6 separate regions of the Homo sapiens genome follow, and all the other regions are linked to region 1. A link is a loop called in an ENCODE intact Hi-C map of the cell type or tissue named here. Cell type or tissue: dorsolateral prefrontal cortex. All regions are shown on one strand.

The links. A loop is a pair of places that touch in the nucleus more often than their neighbours do. Peaks named below come from ENCODE experiments on the same cell type or tissue, not always from the same donor. Only the 100,000 strongest peaks of a DNase experiment are listed, where the experiment ranks them.
Region 2: a loop joins it to region 1, with 7 times the contacts of the local background. A loop is called at or near these places in 70 of 110 quality-filtered maps.
Region 3: a loop joins it to region 1, with 4 times the contacts of the local background. A loop is called at or near these places in 7 of 110 quality-filtered maps.
Region 4: it touches region 1 in a loop (2.4-fold over the local background); 6 of 110 quality-filtered maps call a loop at or near these places.
Region 5: a loop joins it to region 1, with 4 times the contacts of the local background. A loop is called at or near these places in 47 of 110 quality-filtered maps.
Region 6: it touches region 1 in a loop (3-fold over the local background); 13 of 110 quality-filtered maps call a loop at or near these places.

Annotation. Positions count from the first base shown.
Region 1 is chr4:6,544,880-6,549,879 of GRCh38, reverse strand. It overlaps a transcript of PPP2R2C not described here. Among named protein-coding and RNA genes, the nearest start is that of MAN2B2, 28 kb to the left of the region's middle. RefSeq lists an enhancer at 1-151 and a silencer at 3,142-3,191. In dorsolateral prefrontal cortex, CTCF peaks have their summits at 1,170 (motif pointing left), 2,861 and 3,065 (motif pointing right); DNase peaks (open chromatin) are centred at 1,154 and 3,149; H3K27ac peaks cover 2,871 bases.
Region 2 is chr4:6,329,594-6,334,593 of GRCh38, reverse strand. It overlaps PPP2R2C (protein phosphatase 2 regulatory subunit Bgamma), which reads left to right. Exons shown (of 9, transcript NM_020416.4): 7 at 863-1,032. Among named protein-coding and RNA genes, the nearest start is that of WFS1, 62 kb to the right of the region's middle. RefSeq lists an enhancer at 2,131-2,632. In dorsolateral prefrontal cortex, CTCF peaks have their summits at 529 (motif pointing right), 2,359 (motif pointing left) and 3,373 (motif pointing right); a DNase peak (open chromatin) is centred at 3,382; H3K27ac peaks cover 1,044 bases.
Region 3 is chr4:6,386,187-6,391,186 of GRCh38, reverse strand. All of the region lies in intron 1 of PPP2R2C (protein phosphatase 2 regulatory subunit Bgamma), which reads left to right. Among named protein-coding and RNA genes, the nearest start is that of PPP2R2C, 84 kb to the left of the region's middle. RefSeq lists enhancers at 25-737, 1,592-2,091. In dorsolateral prefrontal cortex, a CTCF peak has its summit at 2,189; a DNase peak (open chromatin) is centred at 609; H3K4me3 peaks cover 551 bases; H3K27ac peaks cover 2,160 bases.
Region 4 is chr4:6,370,598-6,375,597 of GRCh38, reverse strand. PPP2R2C (protein phosphatase 2 regulatory subunit Bgamma) reads left to right here. Exons shown (of 9, transcript NM_020416.4): 5 at 2,898-3,075. Among named protein-coding and RNA genes, the nearest start is that of PPP2R2C, 100 kb to the left of the region's middle. In dorsolateral prefrontal cortex, no CTCF peak of the experiment used is centred here; a DNase peak (open chromatin) is centred at 2,509; H3K27ac peaks cover 2,193 bases.
Region 5 is chr4:6,247,958-6,252,957 of GRCh38, reverse strand. No RefSeq gene overlaps it. Among named protein-coding and RNA genes, the nearest start is that of WFS1, 19 kb to the left of the region's middle. In dorsolateral prefrontal cortex, CTCF peaks have their summits at 1,854 and 2,054 (motif pointing left); a DNase peak (open chromatin) is centred at 737; H3K4me3 peaks cover 368 bases.
Region 6 is chr4:6,471,380-6,476,379 of GRCh38, reverse strand. PPP2R2C (protein phosphatase 2 regulatory subunit Bgamma) reads left to right here and starts at 3,766. Exons shown (of 9, transcript NM_020416.4): 1 at 3,766-4,220. The coding sequence starts at 4,151. In dorsolateral prefrontal cortex, a CTCF peak has its summit at 2,067 (motif pointing left); DNase peaks (open chromatin) are centred at 2,059, 3,669, 4,169 and 4,449; H3K4me3 peaks cover 1,599 bases; H3K27ac peaks cover 2,458 bases.

The DNA.
Region 1 (5,000 bases):
AGTCTCGAGAAATAACGTTCGTTACAGCTGCTGTCCCATAAGGACTGTCAGGGCAGGCTCAATAGTGGCCACCACTGAATAAGTGCCTACTGTGTGCCAGGCCCTACGTGGGAAAGTAGCTCATACCTTAAAGCTCATCCGTGGGCTCCAGCTACTGCCCGTGCTGCAGGTGCCTCCCGTTATCCTCCCTAGGGATGAGGAGGGGTTACGTGAGGTCACACAGCCAGCAGGTGTCATCAGAGCCCACTGCTCTCAGGGCTGCAAACCTGTGGCCACTCTACAGGAGCAGGAAGGAGCCGGTGTTATCAGTCTGGCTCTGCAGGTGGAGAAGTGGAGGGTCGTGCCCAGGAAGGCACAGGTGAGGGGCATTTCACTCCTGAGGGCCTCACCTTCTGTGATTCTGCCTGGGACTCCCTTCCCTGTATCTTTGTCATTATTCAGGTCCCAGCTGAAAAGTCACCTCCTCCGGGAGGCCTCCCCGGACCACCCTCCATCTGGAGTTGTCTGTCACTGGATCCAGGTGCAAAGCTCTGGAATGAAATGAGCCTGGCGTGTTCTGTGGCAGCAAGGAGGCTGGTGTGGCCAAAGCAGAGAGTGGGAAGGGTGGGGGTGGAGGTGGAAAAACGACGTGGTCCAATTTCCATTTTTACAGCGTCAGTCTGCCTGCTGTATGGGGCATGGACTTTGTGGGGGGCAAAGTGAGAACCAGGGGATGACTTTGGAGGCTACTGCAGTGTAGGAGTGAGCAATGATGGTGGCTTAGACCAGTGGCTTAGCTCCAGAGGTCTGGACAGGATTAACCAATTTATTCAACAGATATTTACCAGACACCTTGCACGTGGGAGGAACTGAGCCAATGGGGGATCTGTCAGTGAAGGGACAAACACATAAACATTCAAGAGCATGTTGGGGTGACAGTACTGCTAAGAGGGAAGGCGGGGAGAGGGCTGCCAAGGGACGGGCACTGTTCATTTAGGGAGGTGGGCAGAAGGAGGTGCGAGGCTCAGATCCCCCTTCAAGAAAGACTTTGCTGTCCAGCCTCAGGGCAGGCAGTCGCTTGACTGCCTCTGGATTTTGGCATCTTCAGGATCTGCCTCTCCCACTGAACCAAGGCTGTTCTTTCTGGCAGCCCTCAGCCAATGACTGCCCCCTGGAGGGATTTCTAGGGCCTGCCCATTTCTGCACACACCAGGACTCTGGCAGGCAGCCTTTGCCCTGGAGCTTGCTGTCGGTTGGCTGAGAGGGTCAGTCACACTTGCATGGCTGTCGGGAAGCTCTACCTGCCCACACTGGCTCTTCTACCTTTTACCTTTAACAAGTGTGACCTCCCAATAAACCTCTTCACTCCTAACTGACTCAGCATCCAAATACAGGGCTGTTTTCAGGAGTCGCTGTGCTGTCTTTGCATCCACAGATGTCACGCACAAGGGTTCCAGGCGCTCTGCACCCTCATCAGCCCTTGTGTCTGTGCTTTGGGATGTGCCGGCTGGTGGCTGTGAGGATGGGAGCAGGAAGCTTGGAGGTGGAGAAGGTGGGTTGTCATCCATCTCATTCCACCAGTGGGGGACCGGGAGGCTCAGAGAGGCTGAGTGTTAGCCATCCTAACAGGTGTGGTTGTGCCCCATTATGACTTCTTCTTCTTCTTCTTCTTCTTTTTCTTTTAAGACAGAGTCTCACTCTGTTGCCCCGGCTGGAGTGCAGTGGCATGATCTTGGCTCACTGCAGCCCCTGCCTCCCGGGTTCAAGCAGTTCTCCTGCCTCAGCCTCCGGAGTAGCTGGGATTACAGGTGCCCACCACCATGCCTGGTTAATTTTTGTATTTTTAATAGAGATGGGGTTTCACCACGTTGGCCAGGCTGGTCTCGAACTCCTGACCTCAAGTGATCTGCCTGCCTTGGCCTCCCAAAGTGCTGGGATTACAGGTGTGAGCTACCGTGCCTGGCCCCATTATGATTTTAATTTGTAATTCCCCCATGGTTAAAAATGTTGAGCATCTTTTTATGTGCTTATCTGAGACTTTTAAAAGTCTCATGGTTTTAGGCTTCACATGTAGGTGTGTGATCTGTTTTGAACCAATTTTTCTCTGAGATGAGAGGCCTGTGTCCCGTTGCGTTTTTGCATATGGATGTCCGGTTGTTTCAGCACCACTAGCTGAAAGATCACCCTTTGCACCTGCCCCAGGCCCATTGCAGACGCTGGGTCCTTTATCCTGTAGGAGGTCCTGCCTTCTGGGTGTATCTATGGCTTCCCTGTGGTGTCCCTGGGCACTTCTCTCCTGCCCCTCTATTTTCATAATCAGAAATCCGCAGAGCGTTTATTAGATTGAGCCTCAGGCCTGTTTTTCTTGGCAGGAATGCTTGGTTATTGGTGAGGTGGGCTTCCCAGTGCATCCCGCCAGAAGGCACCCAGTGTCCAGTGTTCCCACGGGTACTGGAGCACAGGGTGACCAGTGAGGTCGAGGGCGAGAATCTGCTATTTCCTTGGTTAGCTTCCTTATCATACCTTCTTATGGTTTCACCGAGACACTCAGGAAAGTTAGATTAGGGACTCTACTAGATGATTCCAAGAAGCTATTGTTGCTTTGTTAGGTGTGATAATGGCATTTTGGTTATGTAAGGAAGTGCCCATATTTTTAGAGATGCATGCTGAAGTGTAAGGGCGTGATTTTACTTTAAAATCTCCAGTGAAGAAAAAATAGGCAAGAGAAAAAAAAGGGAGAGATGAAGCAAGTGTGGCAAAATCTTGATAATCGCCGAATCTGAGTGACTGCATGTTTTGAAGATGAGTAAATGTTTTCAGAGGCCGAGGTCTGGCTTGCACAAGTTTCCCCCAAATGCTCCCCCAACCCCAGGTTATCAGGTGAATGTGAGCCGCTGGGAGCATTTAGAGGCTGTCTGCTACCTGTGCTTGGGGGCCGTTAGCTGTTGCTCTTCTTCCCGTCTCTCTTTCCTCCCCTCTTTCCTTTTCTCCCCTCTTCCATCTTTTGTCCCCACCCTTTTCCAAAGATTCCGGGCTGACCCTCGGCAGAGCCCCCGCTTCACGGCCTGCCCTTTTTCATAAGGACCACCAGAGGGCGCCATGATTTAAGTCTGTCGCTGTTCTTGGTGCTGAAATTCTGACAGCGGGTGGAGCACATGATGGGCCCGGGAGCTCCTGAGGGCTTCAGCCCTGTTTTCTGTTCCTTTGAAAACGAACACACCTTTGGGTCTAAGAAATATACTGTTTTATATTCCCAATATGTGGTCCCCAACCTTTGCATCCCTGAGGTTGGAAAGAGAAGGGACGGCTGAGATGCTTAGTGAAGGGTGCAGGCCTGAGAAGGCTTTGTCAGAATCTACCACTCACCAGCTGTGTGGCCCTGGGCTAGTCATTGCACATCCCTGAGCCTTGATTTTTTCTCATCTGTTAAGTGGGAATGATAACCACAGCTCCTTTAAGAAGTTATTGTGAGGATTAATGAGATGCTGCAGATTTTAGTAATCTCAAGATACTATTATTCCTATTGCTATGACCACTACTAATACTTTTTTTAAAGCACATGCTGTGTGTCAACGGCCCCTCCAGTGCACCCCCTCCCAGGTGTGAAGTCAGGAGATGTGATGTCCAACTCAACCCTGCCTTGCCCGTGATCACCGGTTTGACTCTGGCTGTACTGCAGCCACACTTGAAACCTTTTGCCTTCCTCTTATGGAAGATCCTGACCATAAACCTGACCTTGCAGAGTTCCCATGGATATGTCTCCAAAGCTCTGAATACAGTGGCCAGTGCACCATTGATGCTAAGTCAGCGACAGCTGCTATTATCGTTCTCAGGGCCCTTCTCGTTTAGCCACGTGTTGATTCTGTGCTTTGTGGGTCCCAATAACTCCATCTCTCCATGCTTCTCTGGAAACTGCCCCACGCAACCCCCCCACCCCCCACCCAGGGAACTGTGGTGCTGGGGCATTGCCTTCCATAGCTTTCTACCTCTATTCCCACAACCCTTTGTAGCTAAATCAACAGTAGATGTTGGTCAGCGAAATACTGATTTTGCTACAATATCTTGCTTGAATCCATGTGATGGCCCTAAGAGAGAAGCAAACGTTGCCTTACTGTGTTTACCTTACAGCTGAAGAAACTGAGGCCCTGAAGAATGAAACTGCCCACCCGAGGTGCCCCAGCTAACAAGAGTCAGGCAGGGAATTGGGGATTCTTAGAAAAAGAGGGTTGCTCAGAGATTCTATAGGAGAAACTGATGTCAGAGAGGTGCAGCCACTGGTTCAGAATGGCTGAGTGCATTCATGTCTGAGCTGGGATGGGAACCAGGCCCCCTGACCTTGTCCCAGAGCCTCTTCCTTGGTGTCTGGTTCTCTGCCTTGAGCCTCATGGGTATCATGGAAAAGAGACTTATGTAAAAGAAACATGCCTGGCTTTATGACACCTGAGACTTAAGACAGTAATTTTTGGTGATTAGTCTTCTGGCATACCTGGTCCCTCATGGCCTGCACCTTTTAGGCATTTGATTTTGTACTCACTTGTGACTCTAAAGCACCTTGTTAGTGGAGGTAAATTAACTTATTGATTTTGAGCTCCACTGCTACTATGATAAATTATAACACGATTTCAGTCATTTTGTTGTTTACTTAGGCAGTTGTTGAAATACTGGTGCGTTGGTAGAACTTCTGAAATGAATTTTTAACAAATCCCTAAAAACTATGTGAGCTTTTCCAAAATGTCTGGAGGAGGCAATAGGCCTGACTTTTTCATTAATAACGTATCTCCTGGTGCTGGTATGGTGAGGGTGAGCCCGGGAGAGCCCCAGGCTGTGGGGACCCCTTTGAGAACCGGCCTGGCATTAGGCAGCAGGCACTGGAAAAAGTCGTCATCCTTCCTGACACTGCATTTACACTCTTGGGGATTTATCCTGAGGAAATTATAAAAAAAAATTTAAGAAATCTCCTTCTGCCTAAATTCACTGAAGAATTATTTGACAGTAGGAGCAACACAAAATAAACCTGGAAT
Region 2 (5,000 bases), 220 kb after region 1:
CTTCAGCCCCAGGGTCACTGCTACCAGTGAGACAGATACCAGCAGAAATGAGCTTAGAGACCTTGTCCCACTTTGGGAACTTCTGCAGCTCAGGAAGGCCAGGTTATGGGGGCAGTGGGGAGGGGACACTGTCTGGGGAGTCCTCATTGCCCACTCTGTCCCAGTCTATAATTGTCCAGGTGGGCAGCAAACCGTTGCCTTTAGGGACCAGATAAGCAACTTCCTGTGCAGAGCAGGTGCTCCAAGAAAAAAGGAGATGGTCAGTGGATGGCATACAGGAGACTGTACCAACTCTGTGGCAGTCAGATTTGATTTTGTTACAAACCCCATGGCAATGAAACAAAACCCACCTATAAGTAGGGCTCAGCCATGCCTGCCCAGGACACCATGAACAGAGATAACTACTGGCCCAAGGTCCCAGGGCCAGTTAGTGCCAGAGCCACAAGCAGTGCCCAGTCTGGTAGAGGACATTGTCCAGCACATTTGAGAATGTCAGGACACCTTTGCAATCTGGCATTCAGCATCACCAGTAGGGGGCAGTAGAGGGCAGCACATCAAGTATAGCTTTGGCTTCAAATCCCGACTCTACCACCTTCTTCCAGCACTGACTCCCCAGGCATGGGTTTTAGCCAGCTGCTCCTCCATTTTCTTGGCTATGAATGGGGATAGTAATGGCTATTTCTGCACAGCACAGAATCTTACCAGGCTTGTTCCCTGGTAAGTGTTTAGTTCTAGGTTTGAGGAATGAATGAATGACTGAATAAACAGAGCATGGGCCCAGGTGCAAAACAGAGTCATCCGTCGTGCCAACCCCATGGGCGGGAGCAGCGCAGTGACGGCCATTGCTTCTCTGTCTCCACAGTCTTTGAAGAGCCTGAGGACCCCAGTAACCGCTCATTCTTCTCGGAAATCATCTCCTCCGTGTCCGACGTGAAGTTCAGCCACAGCGGCCGCTACATGCTCACCCGGGACTACCTTACAGTCAAGGTCTGGGACCTGAACATGGAGGCAAGACCCATAGAGACCTACCAGGTGGGCACCACAGCAGGAGACCCCCAATCCCGGGTCTTTTTTCCCTATGCTGAGATCCCCATGGAGGGGGCCTTCCTAGCCAGGCGTGGCTTTCATATGCCCGGTATGTAGGTGAAGACACGGAGGCTGAAGAAATCCAGCAACTCATCCCCACACGTAGCTTGGCAGAGGGCAGGAGTGCTCAGTCTTGCCTCACAGGGAGCTTTGGATGTCCCTGAGCAAGGCCTGCAGTCCAGGGCCCAGGGGCCTCAATTCCAGGGAGGAAAGAGATGTGGGAACAGAGATGAGCGTCAGGCTGGGCCCCAGTGGAGCATGTAGACGATGGCTTCCCTCCCCACTCCCTGGGAGCCTGCATCGGAGCTGTACCATTAAAGAGGGTTAAGCGTTGCCCTCCCAGGGTGCATCCGTAAGCAGTGCACGCAGAGGTGAACTGAGCACATGTTTCCTTTCCAGATCCTCAGCACAGGCCTATAAGCCTGGAGTCTAGGTGAAGCCTGGGCCCTTCTTGGACAGTATTATTTATTATCTTGCTATTATCATCCATTCAGATATGTTAGGGGGTAGACAACAAAACTCATGTGATGTTAAAATAAAATGTGGACTTGAAAGAAATGTGGGATGGCTTCAAAGCTGGTTCCAGTTAGGTGGGGAGATCAGGGAGGCTTCTTGGAGGAGGTGGCATTTGTGCTGGGCCTTGAAGGATGGGTAAGATCTGGCCGTGCAAACATGGGTGGGAAAACACCCCACCAGAAACCCCAGCCGGTTCCTCACCGTGTCACTCCTCACACATGGGGTGCCACGTGCTTGACATCTGTCACCTCCATTCTTTACTGTCCGGTGACAAGGAGCCATCATCCTATTTGGTGGAAAGGGAACTCGGGCACTGAGAGGTAGGGAGATGAGGGAGGTGTCTCTCGGCTGGGCGGTGACAGATTCAGAGCCCAGGCTCAGAGCCCTACGCTTTCCTTTCCTCCGTGCGAAGACCTAGTAGGAAAGCGTCCTGGGTGGCGCAGGCCTCGCTGGGAACTGGTGCAGAGCTCAGAGGGTGGGCTGCTCTGATCTGACCTGGGCCCCAGAGGAACAGCTCACGCTCCTGGAAGCCACACACCCACAAGGACCGCTATGGGGACCGCCTGTTTGTCAGCCACGTGTGTTTACTTGAGTTCTTGCGACTGCCCCAGCTCCTCCCTCAGGCCCCCTCCTCACACTGCACACCCCAGGCAGGACTCAGCCCTCCTCTGTCCCTGTGGGAATGGCAGAGACCCCAGACTAGGAGAGGGACAGGATAAGCCCGGCTCAAGCCTGCAGGAGCAACTCTCTGGCTCCCTCTGGAGGCAGCTCAGGGAAATGAACATTTCCAACCCCCTCCGGCCCCTTGTCCGGTCACTTACCTCCATCCCTGAGGTCAGCAAAGGCCCATGAACCCCTGAAACTACGTGGAATGTGTTCTATGAGCATTTTCAGGGGGAGGGGGACACAGCTTTCTGAAATTCTCATGAAGGACCCCACGAAGGAGGGGAATGACTGTTCTGGAGCGTGAGGCCGTAAGCTGGGCACTTGGCATCTGGCCCAGCTGACCTATTGATGCTAAAATAATAGCAATAACTACATAAAAGCAGCACAACAACCAACATTTTTTGGTGGCTTGTGATGTGCTAGAAATTGTGTGTAGCAGGACTGCGTTCGGCTGGTGTGCGGTGCTTAACAAATCGGGGCTATTTTTCTCCCACAACAGGGAGTCTGGAGAGGGCAGTCCAGGAAGGTGGGGGGGCTCCATGACCCCGGCAGCGCCACAGTGGTTCCTTCTGTGATCCAGTCCACCATCATTTGGGCGTTGGTTTTCCACCTTCACATGTGGTACCTCATGGTGGCAAAGTGGCTGCCACACCTCCAAGCACTTTGCCTACATTCCAGGCAGGAAATAGGAAATGCACTAGATCTCACCCCTGGGGTCTGTTGCGTGTTTCACTGTGATTGTAAAATCTTCCCCAGAATGCTTCTCAGAAGACTTCTTACACCTCATTGTCTAGAATGGGTCCCTGGCAGCCACCATAGTGGCTGGGAAGATTAATGGTTTAACAGCCTCTGTGGTTGAAGAAGGCAAGGGTGAAGGGGCTGGGGACGGTTGTTGAATGAGCCACACTGAGGTAAGTCCATAATATGCTTTGCCTCATCTAAGCCTCCCAGCTGTCCTGGGAGGTGGGGCCGGTATTCTCCCCATCCCATTTTATTGGAAGACAATTGAGTTAAATGGCAAATCTGTGACAGAGCCAGCAAGCAGCGGACCTTAGATTGACAGTCTTTCTCCAGAGCTCTTCCTCACCCTGCCACTAGAGGGCAGGAGATGCTTAGTGCACGGCAGAGAGAACAGCATGCGCATTTGGACGCGTGCATCACCAAGGCTGCTGGGAGCTGAGTAAGGAGGACACACAAAAATGCAGAGCCGGGGGTGGGACACGAACACTAAAACCTGCTGCCATTCATCCCCCTTGATTTTAGTTGTTACACATACTGAGCCAGTACCCTGTGCCCAACACAGTGCTAGACCCTGGACCCAGAGAGAAGGAAGAACCTCGGCCTCACCCTCGAGGGTCCCAGACAGACAGGAACACAGTGACCCTCAGCTTGGTGGGGCTGCAGCCCAGGGGCCCAAGGGGAAGGCAAGGGTCACCAGGAGGACACGGGGGCTGGGGAGGGATGAGCAGGGCCCCAGGCGGGAGTCAGGTAGCCTTGTCTAACCATCCTGTGTGCAGTGAATAGCAGGCCCTTCCTCCCAATCCTGCTTCCCCTAGTGCCACTCTGTTTTCCTGTGTAGTCCTTGCCACCATATTAGTCAGATGGCTCAGAGAAACAGAACCAACAGGATGGGGATAGAGACTGAGAAAGAAGGGAGATTTGAAGGAATTAGCTCACGTGGCATGTTCTAAATCTGCAGAGCAGGCGGGCAGGCTGGTGACCCAGGGGAGAGTGACTATGCGAGCCCACACGCATCTGTTAGCGGAATCCCCCGGTCCTCAGGGAGGTCTGTCTTTGTTCTATCAGGGCCTTCGACTGATTGGACAAGGCCCCCCACATGATGGAGGGCAGCCTGCTTTACTCAGTATATCAGCTTAAATGTTAACCTCCCCTACAAAATGTCTTCACAGAAACACCAAGTATCTGGGTACCTTGGCCCAGCCAAGCTGACACACGAAATTGACGTTCACACCACCCTTCACATTTTCTGTGTTCGTTGGAGTTGTTAATTTCAACTCCTGGGAGTTGAAACCAGGCTCCATGGCACCCAGTTACCTTCCCTTCCGCACCCAGAGGGCAGAGCCCGTGCCCTGTTGTCCTGGCAGCTCCAGCCTCAGCAGAGGGCTGGCACTCATGCGGCCCTCCGGGTACAGGGCTTGTAGGACCGGCTGCAGTCAGGTGGATGCAGGTCCTGGGGTGTCACCCTCTCTCCTGTGGGGTACGGGAATCCTGGGGAAGGGTCCTGGTCAGCCTCTTAGAGGCTGTGTGACCCTGTGAGCCTCAGTGCCTCGTGCTGTGGATGGATGAGAAACCTCTGTGGGTTCCCTCTTCCCCTTTCTTGATGGCCGCCACCCTGTGTTCTCGGAGATCATTACCCTCAAAAGGCCTGCCCTGCACTTAATGCCAGAACCACTGTGAGGTTCGCCCTCTTATCACTTTAAGTTTGAAGAAACTGAGGCTCAGAGAGATGAAATCACTTGTCCAAGATCACACAGCTGGGAGGGCAGAGCCAGGATCTGGACCCCAGGTGGTCCTGGCCCCTGTGCTGTGAGCGTTCTGTTTGTCACAGTGGACTCTGCTCCCTGGTGCTACTCCCGTCTCTGGCCACAGCTCAGAGGTCAGCCGTGTGCCTGGTCGTGGGCCCCCGATAAGATGAGCAGGGCTGTATTGGGCTGTGTCACGGTGGAGGTCAGCCGTGTGCCTGGTCGTGGGCCCCCCGATAAGATGAGCAG
Region 3 (5,000 bases), 160 kb after region 1:
AGAGCCCTGACAGGCAGATCCTGGGTTCCTGGGTGTCCAGGTTACGTGGGTGGGCAGGTGGCAGCTGGCACCCACCCCATACAGACACTCTCTGACACCCCCCAAAAATACTCCCACCAGCCCCTTCACATTTTCCTCCAGCCAAGTGACCAAAGCACAGCTCAGGGCCCATTTGCCCTGGCCACACTGTCCCCACTCTCCCCACCCAACCTCTGACCACAGGCCTGGGAGCTGCCCCATCTCCACCAAGTTCAGGCTGCAGGAGGAAACGTCTCACCAGGCCCGCTGGAAGGTGGGGTGGTGATGAAATGTGGGGGTTCTTCAGCGAGAGTGGAATTCAGTAATAAGGTGATCATCACTGCCGGGCGGTGCCTGGACTCATGATGAGCCAGGACTAGGTGAGTGCAGAGGGCTGGTGAGCAGGCCTGATCTGTGACCCCGGTGGCCCTGCGGCTCTCAGACCCCTCACATAAAATCCCATCAGGGATATTCCGTTCCCTGGCCCGGAATGAGGTCTTCGTCTTTCTGATCGCCCTTGGAGAGCCCAACGGCCTTCCGTCACTCACTCAGTGCTGATGTCCAGTCCCGGCAACAGTCTGACTCCGCCCAGACTTGGCGCTTCCCCTCCCATGCGCCCGCCGCCCGGCGTGCTCCCTGCTGGAGGGTGACATGGGGAGGGGCCTGGCTGCAGCCCTTTTCAGGCAGCTCTTGTTGGCTGGGAAGGGAGCCTGGGGATGGGCCGCCTTCTACCTGCCGGTGGCTGTGCCCACTCTGAGTGTGCTTGGTGGGTGATTACAGCTGCTCACAGCTGTCAGGAGTCCTTCACAGGGCAGTCTGGAAGTTTCCTGTAGAGCTGTCTCCTGCAGAGTCCTTACCTAGGGAGACCCCGCTGTATGTCCTGTGGCCAGTAGCATCCTGTGGCTTTGCTCAATCCCCCAGGCACAGTGTGTGCACCCCCAGCCTCCCTCTGCTGTGTTCTCCACGCCCCTCTGGGCAGCCGGCACTCAGGACCTAAGGTGGTCCTAAGCAGCTCTCCCCTGTCCCCTGGAAGTACGTGGAGGTAAAAGCTGCATCCCTGGCAGAATCAGACCCCAAACTCCAGACCCTTTTGCTGTGAGTCTCAGGCTAGGGTCTCCCACCTGCAGGAATCATTTTGGGCCTTTTGAGGGTCTCTTTCATAGACGTGGGTGGGGCGTCTGCTCAGCACCTGCTTTCTCCTTCACCAACTCCTCAGCCTCCCATCTCTGACCCCATAAACGCTGAGAGGAGAACCAGGCCTGGGGGGCAAGTTCAAGGACTCAGGAGGCAGACCGCTGGAATCCAATCTCTCCCCTGCCCTTACTAGCTGAGCGGCTGTTGGCAAGTTGTCTTCTCTGTGCTTCAGTTTCTTCATCTGTGCAATGGGGGTGATAACAGCACACAAGAACATCTTGGAGTTGTTAAGAAGATTCAGTAATAGGTGTAAAATGCTAAAGCTGGGGCCTGGCTCCCAGGAAGTGCCCAGAAGGTGTACTGTGATAACCACAGACGCCACGTCACCCCGCTGGACCTGGACTCCGTGAGGAGGGGGCTCCCCATCTCCTTATCCCAGTGTCAGCCCGCTGCTGGGTAAATTCGCTCGCCAAGCCCATACCAGGTGCTAATGGCTGCAGGAGCCTCTTCCTCTCCCTGACATTTCCCTTCGGCAGCAGGCGGACCCCTCCTTCCTCGCCCACCTCCATCCTTAGCAGCCCTGATACCTCTGACAATGCTAATTAAATGCAACAACCTCATCAGAAGGCTCGAGCTGGGCTTGCCTAAGGCCCCCTCTCTGCCCTGAGCCCTGATGGATCATTAATGGTGTCAGCAGCACTTATGGTGATGGACGAGGGGAGCAAGTCCCCCGACGTGCTGGGGAGGAAGTCCGTGACGAGCATCTTCATCTCCTGTCTGCAGGCCTCGGCCAGAGTTTCCAGGGAACGTCCTAGTCCACAGAATCGTTTGAATTTCACATTTACCCTGGGAGAACCATGGCCAGGCAGGGATGTCAATTCCCATTGTATCCATGAGGCAGTCAGGGCTCAGAGAGGGCAAGAGATTTGGGTGAGGGCACACAGCTGGTAAGTAGTGGGGCTGGGACTGGATTACCACGGCTTTGATGAAAGCTGCAGGGGGCATCTGTAAGATCCAAGGGCGATGTCTCCCCCAGGTGGCACGTGGAGAAGAAAGCCAGCAAGTGCCACCGGCTTGGGGGTAGCCCAGTTCTCGGGGGCTGGAGCCTGCACACTCTCATCTCAGCTCTGTGTCAGTTTCCTAGGGAAGCTGTGACAAAGTGCTACAAACTGCGTGGCTTAAAACAACCGAAATTTGTTCTCTCACAGTTCTGGAGGCCAGAAGTCTGCAATCACGATGCTGGCAGGGCTGGGCTCCCTCTGACGGCTCCAGGGAGGACTCTGTTCCAGGCCTCCCCACCAGCTTCTAGTGGTGGCTGGCAATCCTTGGCATTTCCGGGCATTTCCAGGCATTGGGAGGCCCGGCTCGGCCCCCCAAAGTGCTGGGATTACAGGTGTGAGCCACCATGCCCGTCCTGCCCTTCATTCTTGATGCCTCCCTTCAGCCTCTGCCTCTGTCTCCCCATGGCCTCCTCCCTGTATCTGTGTGTGCTGTGTCTTCATATGGACTTCTTATCAGGATACCAGTCCTTAGATCTAGGGCCCACCATAATCCAGTATGACCGCACCTTAACTTGATCATCTGCAAAGACTCTATTTCCAAATAAGTTCCCATTCATAGGTACCAGGGGTTAGGATTTTAACATCTTTTTGTGGGATGCAGTTCAACCCACGATACCATCTTTGCCCATCTCTGGCTCTGGCGTGCAGGGACCTGTTACTGGGCGGGTCACTAGGGATACCACCTCTCACCTCTCTGGGCACCCATTGGTAGGCCTGTGCTGTGCCCAGCACCAGGGGGCTGGCTGAGGCCTCCTTGTTCAGTGGCTCCTGTGTGCCTCTCCACTTGGGGGTTGCCCTAGAGCTGCCCAGGAAGGGAGGAGGCACCTCAGGGGGGGAAGGACAGCATGAGTTTCCATGGGCTTCTCGTCACCCACACAGAGTGACTTGGAATAATGCACCCAGTGGCTGATCTGGGGCCCTGAGCTCGAGGCTGCAGCCAGTGGCAGCTCCAGGCCCTGCAGTGTGGGGACAGCGATGGCCAAAAAGAGCACATGCCAAAGGCCCTGCCACTTAGGGGACTTTGGGAAAGTTTGACCAAGTTTCCTTGTCTCTAAGTAAGGAATGATAATTGGTCGATGGGATTGTTCTGAGATGAAAGTGCTGGTCCTTGGGAAAGCTTCAGCTGAAATGTCTTTTTATTTTGCCCTTCACTCTTTTTTTTTTTTCTTCACTGTTGTCGCCCAGGCTGGAGTGCAATGGTGCAATCTCGGCTCATTGCAACCTCCACCACCTCTCAGGTTCAAGCAATTCTCCTGCCTCAGCCTCCCAGATAGCTGGGATTACAGGCGCCCGCCACCATGCCCGGATAATTTTTTTGTATTTTTAGTAGAGACAGGGTTTCATCATGTTGGCTAGGCTGGTCTCGATCTCCTGAGCTCAGGTGATCCACCCGGCTTGGACTCCCAAAGTGCTGGGATTACAGGTGTGAGCCACTGTGCCCGGCCTGCCCTTCATTCTTGACGAATATTTCGACTGAATTCAGAATTCTGGGTTTCCAGGTTTTAACATTTTCTTTCGGCACATTAAAAGAGTCTTCTGGGTGCCATTATTTCTGCTGACAAGTCAGCAGTCTCTGAGTCCTGGTGTCTCTGAATGTAATATGTTGTTTTTATTCTAGCTGCTTTAACATTTTCTCATTATTTCAGTTTCCAGTAGTTTGCAGTTTGACCAGGATGTACCTGGGTATAATTTTCCTTGTGCTTATCCTGCTTGGAGTTAGCTAAGCTTCTTAAATTTGTAAATTGATGTCTTTTACCAAATTGAGGAATTTTTCGGTCATTATTTTTTTATGTGTTCTTTTTAGTATATCTTCTCTCTCCCCTCCCTCTACAACTCCAATCACATGTGTGTTGAACCTTTTGATATGCAACAGGTCTTTGAGGATCTTTTTCTTTTTAAAAAAATTTTTTTTCTCTCTATTCTTCAGACTGGGTAATTTCTATTGAAATCATCTTCAAGTTCACTAACTCTTCTATTTTCTCAGACTTTCTGTTAAGCAATTTCTGTTAAGGTGTGATTTTTTTTCTGTCTCAGACATGGTATTTTTAAGTTATAGAATTTTCATTTAGTTCTTTTTTAAATTGTTTATATTTCTCTGCTGAGATTTATTCTTTCATGAAGTATGAGCCAATTTTCTTTACGTCTTTTAACACAGTTATCATAGCAAGTTTAAAAATCTCTATTTGCTAATTGCAGCGGCCAGCACATTTCAGGTGAGTTTCCACTGACTGTCTTTTATATTAAGTATGGCTGGTTTTCCTATTTCTTTGTATATCTTCATATAATTTTGGATGATATCCTGGGTGTTGTGAATGATAGCATAAGAGCGACTCTAGATTTTTGTTACTTCTCCCCAAAGAGCATTTTTGTTTTGCTTTGTATTTGCAAGCAGTTAACTTGGCTGAAAGCAACTGTAAACCATCTGCAGTCGTGAGTGGTGGGCAGTGGCAGGAGCCTCTGTTCACTTCTTCTAGCCCTGGCTGGGTTGCAGCTGCTGGAAGTCTGTCCTGTGTGTGTGTGGTTTGGGGTCAGCCCAAGACATGGGCAGAGTTTATTTGCCCCCTCTGGGGATCTGTCTTGGTGGCTCTCTTCATTCCAGAATTTACTCCCACATTTTTCCAGCTGCTGCGAGTGTCTCAGACTCTGTTTGCTGCTCTATCAAGCCAGTGAGACTCTGGCTTTCCGTCTGAGTTCTGGCAGCCCTATGACACAGGCTGGGACTTGTCCTCAGGCTGTGAAAGCCATGAGACCAGGAAAGCCAACGCCGGCTGTTCCTCCCAATTGCTG
Region 4 (5,000 bases), 170 kb after region 1:
GGGTGGTGTATGGCTGTAAAGTGCTTTTCACCTATAGCTGAGGGTGGAGAGCAAGGCAGATAATCCCTTGTTATAAGAAGGGGGAAACTGAGGCCCAGAGAGAGACAGCAACTCACCTAAAACTGCTCAGCTGAGTGAGTAGGCAGAGGCAGAAAGAGAATGGGTCAGCAGAGCTTTGTGGCTCCTGAGTCCTTTACTGAGGGCAGAAGGAAGCCTGGACCGTGTGAGGCCTTCAGCATCTACAAAGGCCTGAAACAGACATACCCTGAAACAGACACACACGTGCCCAGCATCCAGTGAGCCGCCATAAATATAAAGCAGTAGTCAGTGCTCTTCCTGAGAAGAAGAAATAAATGTTTAAATACATTGGCCTAAATGACTGGCAAATTGCACAAATAAATTCTGAGGAAGTGGGCAGCCGATTAGCTTCGATGTTGAGTAATGAGGGTGCTGGTGCCCCCTGCCCCACCCCCCGTCCCAAGAAAGTTTATGAGGGTTTCATCTAGAGGGAAGGATACAGCGATCACATCTTGATCACCCTGGTGTTTGGGGCAGAGCCAGTGGCCTTCATAAAAATCCTGTTTATGTCCCTCCCAGCGTTGGAGATTTTTCTCTGTAAGTCACACACATCCCAAGACACTTAACTGTCACTGAGAACCTGGGTGCCCTGGTCTGTCCTCATCCTGCCTCTCACCTTGTTTGCTTCCGATTTCACCCACGCCACGCCAACCCTGCACAGCATTCTACCCACCCTGCGCAGTTCACACTGGAGGCAGCTGTTTACTGAGGAGCTGCTCCACGCTAGGCCCCGGGCTAGCCCTTGGGGCCCTAGAGGTGAGCAAGGTTCAACTCAGTACCTGTCCCCAAAGTGTCCCCAGCCCCCAAGGAAACAGACATGGAATCGCCATCACACTGGCGCTCAGTGCGGTGACAGAGGAACACAGAGAGGCCGTGGGCACCCCAGGAGGCCTTTCTCTACTTTGTCAATTTGGTGAACTCCCATACATCCCATAAAACCCTACTGGCCTTCACCTCTGTAAAGCCTTTCTGCGCAGGCCAGATGACAATTGTGATCTTTCCTGTGTCCCCTCTTGCCTTTTGGATCCGACACTGTCTGTCCTTAGTGTCTGTATCTTCCTTGCCCCTCATCTTGACTAGACTGTGGCTTCTGCGGAGGCAGCATGTTTTACTCATGAAACCCCCAAACCTTCAGGGAAGGTTTCCTTTCTCTCTTCTTCTCTTTACTAAAAAACTGGTTTTGAGCTCTGGTTTGGTGGATGGCAGCAAATGGCTGGAGCACTGGATGAACTGGGTCCCAAGGCCGCCTGGAGAAAACAGAAAGCAATGTTGCCGGAAGGAAGCAGGAGGTGGACTGAGATGCCAAGACTTTGCTGGGCCAGTGATGCTCTGCCCTTCTCCAGAGCAGCTGGGCTCCCTCTCTCTCCTGAGAGTCCAGGGATCCCCAGGGTGGGCAGTGGCTGCACCCCGAAGGAAGGGAAGGTTAGCAGCATAGCTAAAATATCTGACACAGGAATACGTGCAGGGAGGATGCCTTGGAGGAGTCACACTAACACCAACTCCCAGGCACACAACCTAGAAGCAAAGACACAGAGGCAACAATGCAAGAACCACCCAGAGCCAGGCTGTCACTCACACCGGTGCTGCGTGCACACACACACACACACACACACACACATGCATGCACATACACGTATACTCAGTCATGCATGCACACTCACATGCACACTCATATGCACACACTCATACATGAACTCTCAGCCATGCACACTCCCACACACACAGGCTGGGTGCCCTGGTGTGTGGGAAAATTTAACGTGGGCTGCAGAGCTGCCTCTGCTCCAAAGGAGCTCAGTGCTTGTCACTCCGACTGCAGCACCGAGGCTGTCACCTCCCATCTCAGCTGTTCCCTGAGAGCTCAGGGACACAGCCCATTCATTCATTCTCTCACACATTCACTCATTCACTGGAGAGTCTCTCTGCTAGGCCTTGGACTGAGCGCTAGAGAGATGGAGAGATAAACAAGAGGTGACGCCTTGCTCCCGTAGCTGATCCCTAGTCCACTGGGAAAGCTGATGGGACCAGTTGACAGCCTCAGGGTTGGTCAGGGCTGTGCAAGGGACCTTCAGGGCTGTGAAAGCTCAGTGTCTGATGCCATGGCAAGGACTCCTCGCACCAACTGTCTGAGATGAAAGTTCGTATGAGTCAGGCTAACTCCACCGCTGTAACAAAACAACACCAGCAGTCCAGGGCCGAGCACGGAAATGCATTTCTCACTATGGGAAGGTTCGATGTGGATGTGCTGGTTGGGACACAGCTCTCCTGCAGGATCCTTCCATCCCCATCCCATGAGTCTCAGTCCCTAAGGCTTGGGTCCTCACCTTCCAGGTGGGGAAGGTGCTCCCGCTGCTTAGCTGCATCAGGGCCAGGTATCACTTTGCTCACATCCCATTGGTCAGAACTAGTCATGTGGCCATGTCTGGGCACAAAGGCTGCTGGGAAATGTAGTCCACATGTAGACAGCTGTTTCCCAGTGACAGCACTGCATTGCAGGAGGAGGTGAGGAGGCCTGGCAGACAATTGGCTGGCTCTGCCACAGTATCTTTTTGTTTCATTTTAGAGTTGAGGAAATTGGGGTATAGGAGGGTTCAGCCACTTATTCACAGACCCACAGCAGGTAAGCATCCATGCCTCTCTTGCAGGGCTGGTGGGCGGCGGGCATTTGCCATCTGTCACTGCCTATTTCAGACCACGGAGGATCAGGATGGACGCCCACCCCTGTGTTCCAGCCTCCGGTTGGGATCACATGCTCACGGCATGCTATGTCCTGATGCCACCACCTGGCCTTCACCTCTTCCCTGCCTCCTCATCCTCTGCAGGTGCCAGTGCTGAAGCCCATGGATCTGATGGTGGAGGTGAGCCCTCGGAGGATCTTTGCCAATGGCCACACCTACCACATCAACTCCATCTCCGTCAACAGTGACTGCGAGACCTACATGTCGGCGGATGACCTGCGCATCAACCTCTGGCACCTGGCCATCACCGACAGGAGCTTCAGTATCCTTCACTGTGGCCTGGCCAGTGCCTCCCACGGGCAGAGTAGCTTCCGTTGGGTGGTGGGTTTGGTTTGATTGGCAGACAGCTGGTTTGGGGATGGCTGCATTGTTTAACTTCTTCAGTGAGGCACCTCTGGCTCCTAGTATGCGTGTGAGGCCCAGATACAAAATCATGTCACGTCTGTTTCTGAAAACCGCAAAGTCGTGGTTGCTGAGCATTGCACCCATCGCCTCCTCCAGCATGGCCATGATCCCCTCATCCTAGGGCCTCACAAGGGGCCAGGAAGGAGACAGAGTTCAGGGTTCAGCTGCTCTGGACGAGGGACTGCTGGCCTTGCTCAGCGTCCACTGAAGGCGCCTCGGGGCCCTCCCCACTGGGACCCAAGGCAGGCTGTGTTAGCATAGGAGGACCAGCACTGGGGCCCCGGCCAGGGCTTCGGGTGACAACCAGGGTGTCAGAAGCCCAGCTGGGTTGGGGTCCTGAGGGCCCCCTGCTCGGTGTTCTCCTGTGTCAGGGCAAGCTAGGGGAAGCAGCAGCATTGACGATTCCCGCCGACTGCTGGGAAGAGAGCTGGTGATGACATGAGCACCAGCCTGCAGGCAGGGCGAGGCTTGGCCTGCCGGGGGGCTGGTGGGCGGGCAGGCAGGTTGCTGTGATGTCACTATTCTGCATACAACCAATGATAATAATAATTATAATAACACACAGTGAGACTCTGTGTGCCAGGCTCTGTGACTAACATCAACAAGCATTCATTTTAACTCATTTCACCTTCACAACAACCCTATGAGGTAGGTACTATTCTAAGTCTCCTTTACAGATGAGGAAACTGAGTCACAGAGCACTCAAGTTAACTTGCTCAAAGCTCACAGCCAGCAAGTGTCAAAGCTGGGCCTGAAACCCAGGCCCTCAGGCCCCAGAGTCCCCGCTTCTAACCTCCATACCACACTGCCCTTTGTGGAGGATGCCACCCAGGTGTGTCTTGGAAGGGGTGGGAAGACCCTCCTGAGAGCCTCCATGCAACTGGATGGCCTCCCGACTCCAGGCAGCCTGGGCACCCAGCAGTGGTCAGGAGTGGGCTGTGTCCCTCGGAGCAGTAGAAGCCGGGATAGCTGTGGGGAGCAGGGGAGGCAGGGAGCATTCCAGGAAGGGTGAAAGAGAGTAACAAATGGCTTTTGTGGTCTGAGATCCAGGCACAGCCAGAGACCCCTGGGCAGGGAGACCCTTGGAAAACAGCGGGAAGGGAACAGAGCAAAGCGTTGGATGTCCCCTGAGCCAGCCAGAGGGTGCGGGGCACATGTGTGGGCTTCGGAGGCAGAAAGTCTGTTTGGGTCTGACTGCCACCTTCAAGCTTTGTGACCCTGGGTGAGTACACTCACCTCCCTCTCCGAGACTCCGTCTTTTCAATCATGCCTCCTCATAGACCTGTGGGGTGCCGTCAGTGAGCCCCTATGTGTGATGTGCCGAACCCTAAGTCAGCACTTGGTGGGTATCAGGAAGCATCAGCATCTCTCTCCCTTCTCTTGTCCCAAAGGCATGGAGTGCCCAGAGCTGGGAGGCTGGATTGGGCCAGCCAGGAAGGTTCCAGGAAGGATTGGGACCTGAGCTGCTTTGAAGGCTTGAAGCTCAGATTTCTCTGGACATAGAGGGCTGGGCTGGACATCTGTCTGACCCTCCACTGAAGCCGAAAGGACATCGGGCCCCACCAGTCCACAGTGCTCATAGCAGCAGTTGGTTAGACTCTTTCTGCTGCACGAGCATGTTTGATGTGGATAACTGTAAGAGAGCTGCGGGCCAGGTGGCTTCAGGGGCTGGAGCATCGTGGGTGATGGCTCTCTGGGCTGATTGCCTCTGCTGTCTTCTGTGTTTCAATCTCAGGTGCCAGTAGTTGGGGCCCCACCCTCCCAGAATAAAGTCCAGGAGAA
Region 5 (5,000 bases), 300 kb after region 1:
GAGGTGGGCGGGCATGCGTGGGCTTAGGTGGGCCCAGCAAGAGATGCCCTTGGGCAGGACAGCTTGGTGTGCATGGCCAAGGAGGGTGGGTCCCAAGCCAAAGGCATTGAACACCAGGCTGAGGAGTGAGGATGCCACCTGCTGTATCACCCAGGCAATAGGGAGCCTCTAAAGGCTTTTTCTTTCCCCCAAGATGAAGTCTTGCTCTTGTCGCCCAGGCTGGAGGGCAGTGGTGGGATCTCAGCTCACTGCAACCTCTGCCTCCTGGGTTCAAGCGATTTTCCTGCCTCCCGAGTAGCTGGGATTACAGGTGGGCACCACCACGCCTGGCTAATTTTTGTATTTTTAGTAGAGATGGGGTTTCACCATATTGGCCAGGCTGGTCTCGAACTCCTGGCCTTGTGATCCGCACGCCTCGGCCTCCCAAAGTGCTGAGATTACAGGCTTGAGCCACTGTGCCCGGCCCCTAGAGGCTTTAAGCAGGGGAGTGGCCTGGTCAGAGCCATGCTCTGGGATGGTATGGCCTACCACTGTGGCCCAGCAGGCTTGAGGGTCCCAGTTAGTGCCCCTGGAGCCAAGCAGAGGACTGGACAGGATCCAGCGTGGGGAGGGAGCCCTCCCTGCTCTTGTTACCTTGGCAGAAACCCCGAGAACACTAGGTCCGTGGGCAGCCCCTGCAGGCCTGTCCTGCTCTGCTGGCCAAGGCTTGGAGCTCTGCCTGGGGCAGGAGGTGCCCATGAGAATGCCAGGGAGTGCGAGCTCCCCCAGAGACCCAGGCAACAAGCACCCACTCGACTCCAGGGCTCAGAGCCCTCGCTAGGATGCCGTCAGCATTTGGGCTGCTGCCTTTTGCACTCCAATACTTGAGTTCAAGTCCTGGCTCCACCACTGACTCCGGGCTACAGGGACCTGGGCTATAGCCATGTCCTCCTCTGAACCTTGGTTTCCCCATCTGTGAAATGGCTGGATTTGTGCCCTCAGCTCTGCCCTCTCTTACCTCGCACCTCCCTACCCATGCCCAGAGCCTCCTTGACACAGACAAATGTGCCATCGCCTCTGGAATGCTGGGCACCTTAACAGTCCAGGCCTGCCAGACACTCCAAATTCTAGGGCCTCCCAGGGCCTTAAATGACAGGAAGAGAAGGCCATCTTATCTCTGGAGACAGAAGCTTGGGGCTTGGTTCTATTTCCCTGGCAAATTCTGGGGCACAAACCAGAAAGCTGCAACAGGAAAAGACCCATACTATGCAAGCCTAGGCTTTAAAACCGAGAGGGACCCCGGGAATCTCGCGCGCCAACTGCCTGCACTTTAAGGATAGAGGCACGCGGGCCAGGAGAGAAGTGACTTGCCCAAGGTCACCTGGTGGCAGTGAGTGCCGTGCAAGCCCCAAACCCCCCAGTCCTGGGTTCCCACATCCCTGCAGGCTGGCTCAACTGTAGGGCCTCCGCTGTGGAAATCAGTCCTCCGACCTCAGATCTGGAGGCCCATGGCCAATGCACATTTCCGATTAAACATGCCTTTGAGGCCGGACACGGAAGCTCGCACCTGTTACCCAAGCACTTTGGGAGGCTGATGTGGGAGGATCACTTGAGCTCAGGAGTTCGAGACCAGCCTGAGCAATATAGTGAGACCATGTCTCTACAAAAATGAAAATAAAAAAATTAGCTGGGCATTGTGGTGCACACCTGTGGTTTCAGTTACTTGGGAAGCTGATGGGGAGGATTGCTTCAGCCTGGGAGGTTGAGGCTGCAGTGAGCTATGATCATGCCACTGCACCCCATCCTGAGTGACAGAGCAAGACTCTGCCTCAAAAAAACAAAAACAAAACCCCCCAAACAAACAAAAAACCCAACCCTCACCTTGGCCCTCCCAAAAAAAACCCATGCTTTTGAGGAGGTCAGCAGAAAGCTCTTGTCTTTGGGGTGGGGATCGGGGGTGTAGAGGAAGATTTGACTCTTGGAGGTAACTCCCAGCCCTGTTTGTGACATTTTATTTTTCTCTTTCCAAGCTCCTGGTTGGCAAATCAAACAACTAATCACTTGACTCTTGTGCCCTCTAGTGGTCACTCTTTGAATAGCAATAGTTAGGACTAAATTTAAACGGCAAAGTACTCAGGTAATCCCCAAGCCGTTTGTCTAGGGCCACGCTTCTTAGACACTCCCAGGCCTACAGATCATCTTGGAATATTATTAAAATGCTGATTCTTTCTCAATAGGTCTGGGGCGAGCTCTAGATTCGGCATTTGTAACCAGTTCCCAGGTGATGTCGATGCGGCTGGTGCTTAGAGCACACTTTTGCGTCGGGAAGAGATTCAGCACTTAAGAGCCACCTACATTCCCCTCTATGCAGGTGCCCACAGGAGGCGCTTCCCTGTGCCATCTCACTACCTGACGTCAAAGAAAAGGTGCAGAGGTGACTTCCCCAAGGACGCATAGTGGTGAGGCAGGGGTTTTCACCAAGGATCTTTTGATTCAAAGCCAGTACTCCCCACATGCACAGTAACATATCGGAAGACATTCTATGTTAGCAGATATCACAGACAGCACGGCACAGTCCACTCGGAGCTCAGAGCTCTCCACCTGCTGGATCATCCCTTGCTGCATAATTTGAAAAGCCCAGTGCAAAATAAAAATTCAGGCCCCTTATTCAAAAAGCAGGAGGAAAGTGCAGTTACAGGGGTGAAATAGAAAGCTTTTCCCTTGAAAAATTTATTACTTATGCAATGTAATAGGGATAATAGTGATGCATGAGTAACAACATAAACTTACAAATTTGTCAAAATAATATTTTGGGTGTGATTATTTATACAATAAAACAAATAATACTTTATGTGATAACTGGATTAGAAGCTTTCCCTGGCTCACTTTTCTGCAAATTCATTTATTAGGTTATCAAAGCTTACACTTTTAGCAACTTTGTTTTCAATCGATATAATTGAATGTGACATCAGTTGCTGTTGGCAAATACAAGCTCACAAATCATTTTAGGACACTTTCCATTTTAAGAAGGACCTTTCTGCTGATGCATTTTTTATTGGAGCTATTAAGAGTATCTTATAGGCTATAATAACTTTGAGATACATTTTTTATAATTTTGAAATACAAATGTTGGTATATCTAGAGCTGATGATTCTTGCAGAACAATTTTTCTAAAAATATTTAACTCTTTATACAAATCATTTTTATGTGAATCTGAATTTAATTTTAAATGTAGACAGACAGTGGTATTTTAATGTTTCATGGCTGACCTTCCTGCAACCTGTGGGGGTTATACAGAAAACCAGCGGTGGCTTTAAGGATTGAATGCACTATAGCGTAATTGCCCGTTTATGCCTTGTATCACTGTATCTTGAATTACAAGGGGAATTTAATTTTAAAATCATCTTCCTCATTAATAATTGTATCATCAAAGCTCAGTACGAAAATATTGTTCTTTTGGTCAAACGTGACCATCTTTATCTTTAATTTCTATTTCTAAGCTTTTGGATATTTGTTTATTATAATGTTGCAATAGTTTTTGAAACCAGAGATTCTAAACTTGTTGGAGAGTTCCCGTAACTCCCAATACGCTTTATTACAGTGTCCCTGTGTACACTTCTGTTTTGTAATAACTTATAAAGTTTACTGCTTGAGCCCTGGCAGTTCCCATCCTGGCCTGAGAGTTCCATATTTATGCAGGGGCCGCAGGAGCCACAGGGGCTGGCTCTTGGGATGGAAGGGCTGGCCGGCCCCCCACTGTGGTCTAGGCACTTCCCGGCGTGAAGAGAGGAAATAGTTCACGGCTCACGACTTCAACTTGTCTGGCCATAAAAGTGGGTCGTCAAATTTAAAGGGTCTGTGATGAGGATTGTCTAAGATTTTAAAGCTGCATCCCATGCTTTATTAGGAAGTCCTGAAAGCAATTCAGTGGGCTGTGTGCAGTAGCTAAAACATATGAAATAGAAAAGAAAACAAAGGGTCAGAGCGCACCTCTGAAGTGGAGTAAATATTGTTGGGCAAGGGCTTGGTCTTAGTTATATCTGTGTGCTGGGCCATATGTAAAATTCATTTCTTACCATGCCTCCTGTCCCAGCAGGGTGACTGAGACTGTGATGCCACAGCTCTGCTTGCTCTGTTACCCCTAGTGATTTGGTTTCCTGGGGCACTTTAAATTTGGCCAGAGAAGAATGTCCTGCTGAGGCTTGGGACCCAAGCTCCAGGTGCAGGCCAGGCTGGCATCGACGACCCGACCCACTAGGAGGGGGCGCATGTGCACCAATGTCTGTGTCTGTCACTCCTCTCTGCTCCTCGACCTCACCCGCAATGCTGAAGGCCCAGGTTTGGCTGTTTCATCCCCAATGACCCAGAATGGTGGCCCTAGGTCCTGTAAGTGCGGGCTCATTGGGTGGAGATGTGTGGGCGCCTCAGCTGGGGGGCTTGCTTGCTGGCCAGACATGAAACCCAAGGCCCGACCTGAACCCCAAGGTGCACTGTGAATGGAATCACTTTAGCAATAAGGCTCAACCACAGGGATTACACGAGACAGTCAGCCCAGGCATGGCACATGCCAGGCAGTCCATCTGGGTTTTGTTATCACTGCATCTCCCAGCATTGATCCTGGGAGAGTGACTGTCAATAACAACATGAATAACTAGGTCTAGAGCCCCTGCAGGATACAAGCATCACACAGGGCACTTTAAAAAAATGCATCTGCTTTCATCCTTGCAGTAACCCCGTCAGGTATTGATATCCCATTTTATACATCTGAAACCTGAGGCTGAGAGAGGGAGTGCCCTGCTCAGTGCCCCACCTGAGCTAAGGTGGAGATAAGATTGAGTGTGGGGACTGGGCGTGTCTGCTGACATCGAGACTGGAAGTATTAGATCCCCCAGCTATTCTAACTCGCTTGTGGCAGTGGGGAAAAAAGGCGAAGGGGTGGGCTTCAGGTCCTGCAGGCTTCTGGAGGTAGCACCAAGGCCAGAATTAACCCTGCCCACCATCTGCAGGTAAATCCTTCCTCT
Region 6 (5,000 bases), 74 kb after region 1:
ACCTCTCAAAGACCCCACCTCCTAAAACCATCACATTAGGGGACAGGATTTCAATATATGAATTTTGGGAGTCAACAGCTGTTCAGTCCATGGAAGTGGAGAGAGAGGGGAGTGAGGGAGGCCTCGAGAGGTGGCTAGCGCCCTTTCCTGACTTGGTGGTTAGATGAGTGTTTACTTTGTGGTCGTTCTTCAAGCTGAACAGTTAACTTTTGTGCAGTCGGCTTGGGCTGCCATAATAAACAAGATAGGATAAGTGGCGTAAACAACAGAAATGTACTTCCTCCCAGTTCTGGAGGCTGGAAAGTCCAACATCAAGGTTCTGGCCAATCTGGTTCATGGTGAGGCCCCTTCCTGGTTTGCAGGCGGCCACTGTCTCGCCGTGTGCTCCCGTGAGCACCTGGGGAGAGAGTGGGCAAGCTCTTTGGTCTCTTCCTATAGGGGCACTAATCTCTCCATGAAGACCCCACCCTCATGGCCTTGTCTAACCCAAATCTCCCAAAGGCCCCACCTGCAAACATCATCACATTGGGGGTTAGGGCTTCAGCCTGTGCACTTGAGGGGACATGGTGCGGTGCACAGCACACTTTCCATGCATGTTCTCTCTGTCAATTACAACAAGTTGGGGGCACAGAAGCACAGGGAGACATAGCCTGGTGGGGCCGTCAGAAGGAGTGGAGCATGTAAACCTGCTGAGAAGTGGCAGCGAAAGGTGGTGCCACTGAAGTAAAGGGAGGCGCATGGTCCACAGGGTGAGACCACGAGAACTCAGCATAGAGAGAGGCCAGCATGCGTCCACTGGTTCCAGGAACAGGAAAGTCATTCTCATGCCGTCTGACACAAGTTTCTTTTCTGGGGTGGGATGGATGGCAAGAAGCCAGGTTGGAGGGCACGGCAGTGAGTGAGGAGATGGCGAGTGTAGCTGTACCCTTTTGGCATTGTGGTTGTGAATGGCAGAAATGCAATGTGCTGGTGGCTGAAGGGACACGGAGTGAGGATAGCTTTTGAATGTGGAAGAGACCCAAGCAGGCTTACGCTGTGAGAAGCATCTGGAGAGATGCTGACAAATTTCACCTTATTGAGCTTTCCTCTACACTCACCTTTATAAAATGGCACCTCCTCCTCCCCGTTCCTTTCTATCTCCATCTCCATCCCCGCCTTCATCTCCATCTCCATCCCCATCTCCATCCCCGTTCATCTCCATCTCCATTCCCGCCTTCTCCTCTGCACCAGTCATGGCCCACACAGTACATGCTCACTTTATGCTGTCCATCTCACCCCACTGGGAGGCCAGCTCCACGAGAGCAGAGCATTTCTCTATTCTGTCTTCCACACTACCCTAGTGCTGGGAACATGCCTACACATAGTAGATGCTCAATAAACATTCCTCATTGAATGAATGAAAGTACAGAGAGGAGTCTGTACAGAGAGGCTGGGGGTGGCAGGATCTGGAGCTCAGGCTCTGTCAGCGGGGGCAGGGCTGTGTGCAGATACAGATGAGGAAGCAGCAGATTGTGTGATTTAGTGGAGGTGGGGGGTGGGCAGGGGGCTGAGGGAGAGTCCTCGGTTGTGCTGGAGGGGGAGGGCTTCCAGGAAATGGAGGAGACAGTGTGGAGGAGCCCAGACACTGCTTGTGGTGGGGGTGGGGCAGGATGGGGTGGTGAGGGGTGAGGAGGGGATGGATGCAAGCCTTGGGGCCCAGTCAGGTTGGAAAGACCACCCACTGCAGGGTCCCCAGCATGGCTCAGAAGCTGATGAAAGGGATGATGTACTGTGTCAGGCCAGAGTGGGGCTGTTTTCATTGTAGTCCAGGACATCCCGGGAGATGAGGCTGATGCCAGCATAGGGTGGGTGTTTTGGCAGGATTGACAGATAGGGAGAGGGGACTTCTCCATGATCAGAGAGGGAGGCTGAGGAACATGCGGGAGGGTGGGCCTCAGCATGATAACAAGAGAGCTCCCAGGAGGCCTGACCCCTGCTGAGCAGGACTGGCCACCCCAACCCAGTGGGGCCACTCCTGCCATCACATCCACTTTACAGATGAGGTTGTGCCTGGGCCCCCTTGTGGTCAGGACTTGAACCCAGCCTGTCTTTCTCCCAGCATAGCCATTTTGCTGGCTCCAGCTAGAGAGGTGAGGGGGTGTGGACAGAGAGTGGGGGGCTGGCCTTAGGATGTGAGGTGGGGGGCATGTGAGCAGACAGGTGAGAGAGAGAGAGGAGAACATGCCAGGTGGGTGGGGGCCAATGTGGGTGTCGGTCACTTTCCTACGGGGTAGAAAGTGACAAAGAACAAGCACATCCTTCCGGCCCTTGCATTTACCTGGTCCTTGAATGGAGTCTGCACAGCTGGGAGATTTTGGCTTGTTCCACAGTGAAAAGGTAGAGGCTGGAACAGGGCAGGGCACTTGCCAAAGCAGGTGCTGGCAGGGCCCCAGGGCCTCTCCCCAGGCCAGCCCTTGCATGACAGCCTGCAGAGTGCTGGTGGGGCTGCTGGGGGGCTTTCATCTCCTCATAGGTCCATTCTGGGGATTTCAAAGGCACGAAAGCTGTAGCTTCAAAAACTCCCTCTCAATCTCCAAGAAATCTGAGACGGCATCACCTTCCCTCGTCTTTCCCACAGCCCCAGTCTCCCTGCCCCCAACGCCTTTGGACTCTCCTACCTCCACTGCAGTTTGGGGAGCTGTCTGGAGTTCCCCCAGAACCATTTGAAACAAGTGGAGGCCATTACAGACCAGCCCCCACCTGGAGCATGGCTCCACTGATGCCTTAGACCCAAGAGCCCCTGCAGCTCTGGTCACCCCACTGCACTTACCCCTCCCAGGCAAGCCACAGAGTCCCTCGCTTTCCAGGAAGGCTCTGTTGAGCTCCTAGGGAGGGCTGATGGTTCCTCACCCACACCTCTGAATCCCCACTGGGGCTTGTGTCCCGTGCAGGGGACTGTGATTCATTAGGCGGTGGGTCACGGTGGAGGAGGTGGCAGCTTGGCAAAACAGGAGGCAAATATTTTTTGAGGGCCCACTATGTGCCAGGCTGATTACCAGAGGGAGGTTCCTGTTTGGCAGAGCCCTGGGTTTGGAGGGGAGGGAGGGAAGGGAGGAGGGGGACGCATTTTCCAGCCTGGTTTTGGAGGTACCTAGCTCTGTATTTCTTTAACTTTCTCACTCGTCAGGAGAGGTGGGCATGAGGAGAGATCTCAGAGCCCTGCCTGGGGGAGGCCCAATCACCCCTCCAGCCATTTCATCCAGTTTTGCCTTGTCGGCTGCTGGACCCCCTCCACCAGCTTCTTCACATGTACTTAATGCTCCCAACGGGCCCCAGAACTTGCGCGACCCACCCTCTTCTACTAATGAAGGGAGACAGTGTCCTTCCCCTCCCCCGAGTCCCCATTCTCCAGGTGCGCCCTCTTCAACTGCGACCCCACTCCTTCCTTCCTAGTCCTTTCTGCCTTCTGCCTGCGAGGCTGCTCTCCTCCTGCCCCCTTCCCAGCACCCCGGCTCTTGGCCTTCTCTCCCATAACTGGAGCACCTGGGCACCCAAGGTACCCTCCCCCCAAGCTCAGCTGATCACCCTCTCCCCGCAAGCTGGCGGTCTCCTTCCTCCCTCCCCCGTGGCGCACCCAGCACCAAGGTGCCCACCGCGAGGGCCCGAGCACGGCGGTGCAGCCTCGGCTTGGGCGCCGGCTCCACCTGCAGGGCCGCGGGGGCGGAGAGCGGGCGGCGCGAGGGAGGGGCCTGCGACAGCGGCGGCGGCGGCGGCCCCAGCCCGCGCAGCCCGGCTCGGCCCCGGCTTGGTCGGCGCAGCGCAGCGCCGCGCGCGTCCCCTCGCCGCCGTCGCCGCAGCCAGGCGCACCGGCACCAGGCCCCGCCGCCGGGCGCACGGACGCAGCGCGCACGGGCCGGCCGGGATGCGCGCCTGGGCCCCGGCCCGCCCGAACCCGCGGCCGCCGCCCGCCCACCGCGCGCTCGCTTGACCGCGGCGCCCGCCCCCGGCCGCCCCCGCCCGTCCCCCTGCCGCGATGCCCTCCCTTCGGGGCCCCGGCGGCCCGCGCCCCTGCTAGGCTGCGGCGGCATGGCCCGCGCGCCCGGCGCGACCTCTGCGGATTGCATCGGTGTGTGGCGGCGGGGCATGCCCAGAGCACCGGGCACGGCCTTCAATGGGCGAGGACACGGACACGCGGAAAATTAACCACAGCTTCCTGCGGGACCACAGCTATGTGACTGAAGGTAACGTACGTGTTGTCTGAGACCCCTCCGGCCGGCCGCGGCGTGGGGATGCCGTCGCACCGAATGCCCTCCGAAGGTTTGGACCGCGCGATGTGTGTCGTGTCCCCCCGCCCCACCCCACCCCACCCCATCCCACCCCACCCCACCCCATCCCATCCCACCCTGCCCGGGGCCCAGGAGGGAGGGAGCCCGAGGGTACCGGCCTCCGCTGCCCAGCGCCGGCACAGGGCAGCGCCCTCCTCCGCGCCGCCCTCCGGGAGGCAGCTTTCCTCTCCCAAGCCAGGTGGCATCCTGATTCGGCCCTGACCATAATTTTTTAAAAGGCCACGGCTGTGGCTAATCTGGTGAAGAAATCTCGGGGAAATTTAATGGTTTAAATCCTGGATTTGCCATTTCAGCCCTGCCCAAAGCCCGCAGAATTTTCTAGGCTGCCCTCTCCCTGGAGAAGAAGAGGGACCCGGGGGGAAAAAAACATAATCCATTGCCAGATCCTCCTGGGAGGCCCGCCTGCCCGGGCCCCTCCCTGTCCTCCAGAGGCAGGGTCCCTGAGTGGGAGGGAGAAGGCGGCTGGTTTGGGGCTGGCCTTTTTATTCCTGGTGAGTTATATTGAGACAGGAGCAGCTGGGCTAACTGTCGGGATTTTCCAAAAAAGTGGGACATGCCATCCCAAACAGGCCCTGTTTAAAATCCCCTAAGTTGGCCCTACAAGCCCAACCCCCACCCCCACCCTACCCCCGAGGCTGGTGGGTCAGCGCCCCTCTCTTACAGGCCTGGAACTTC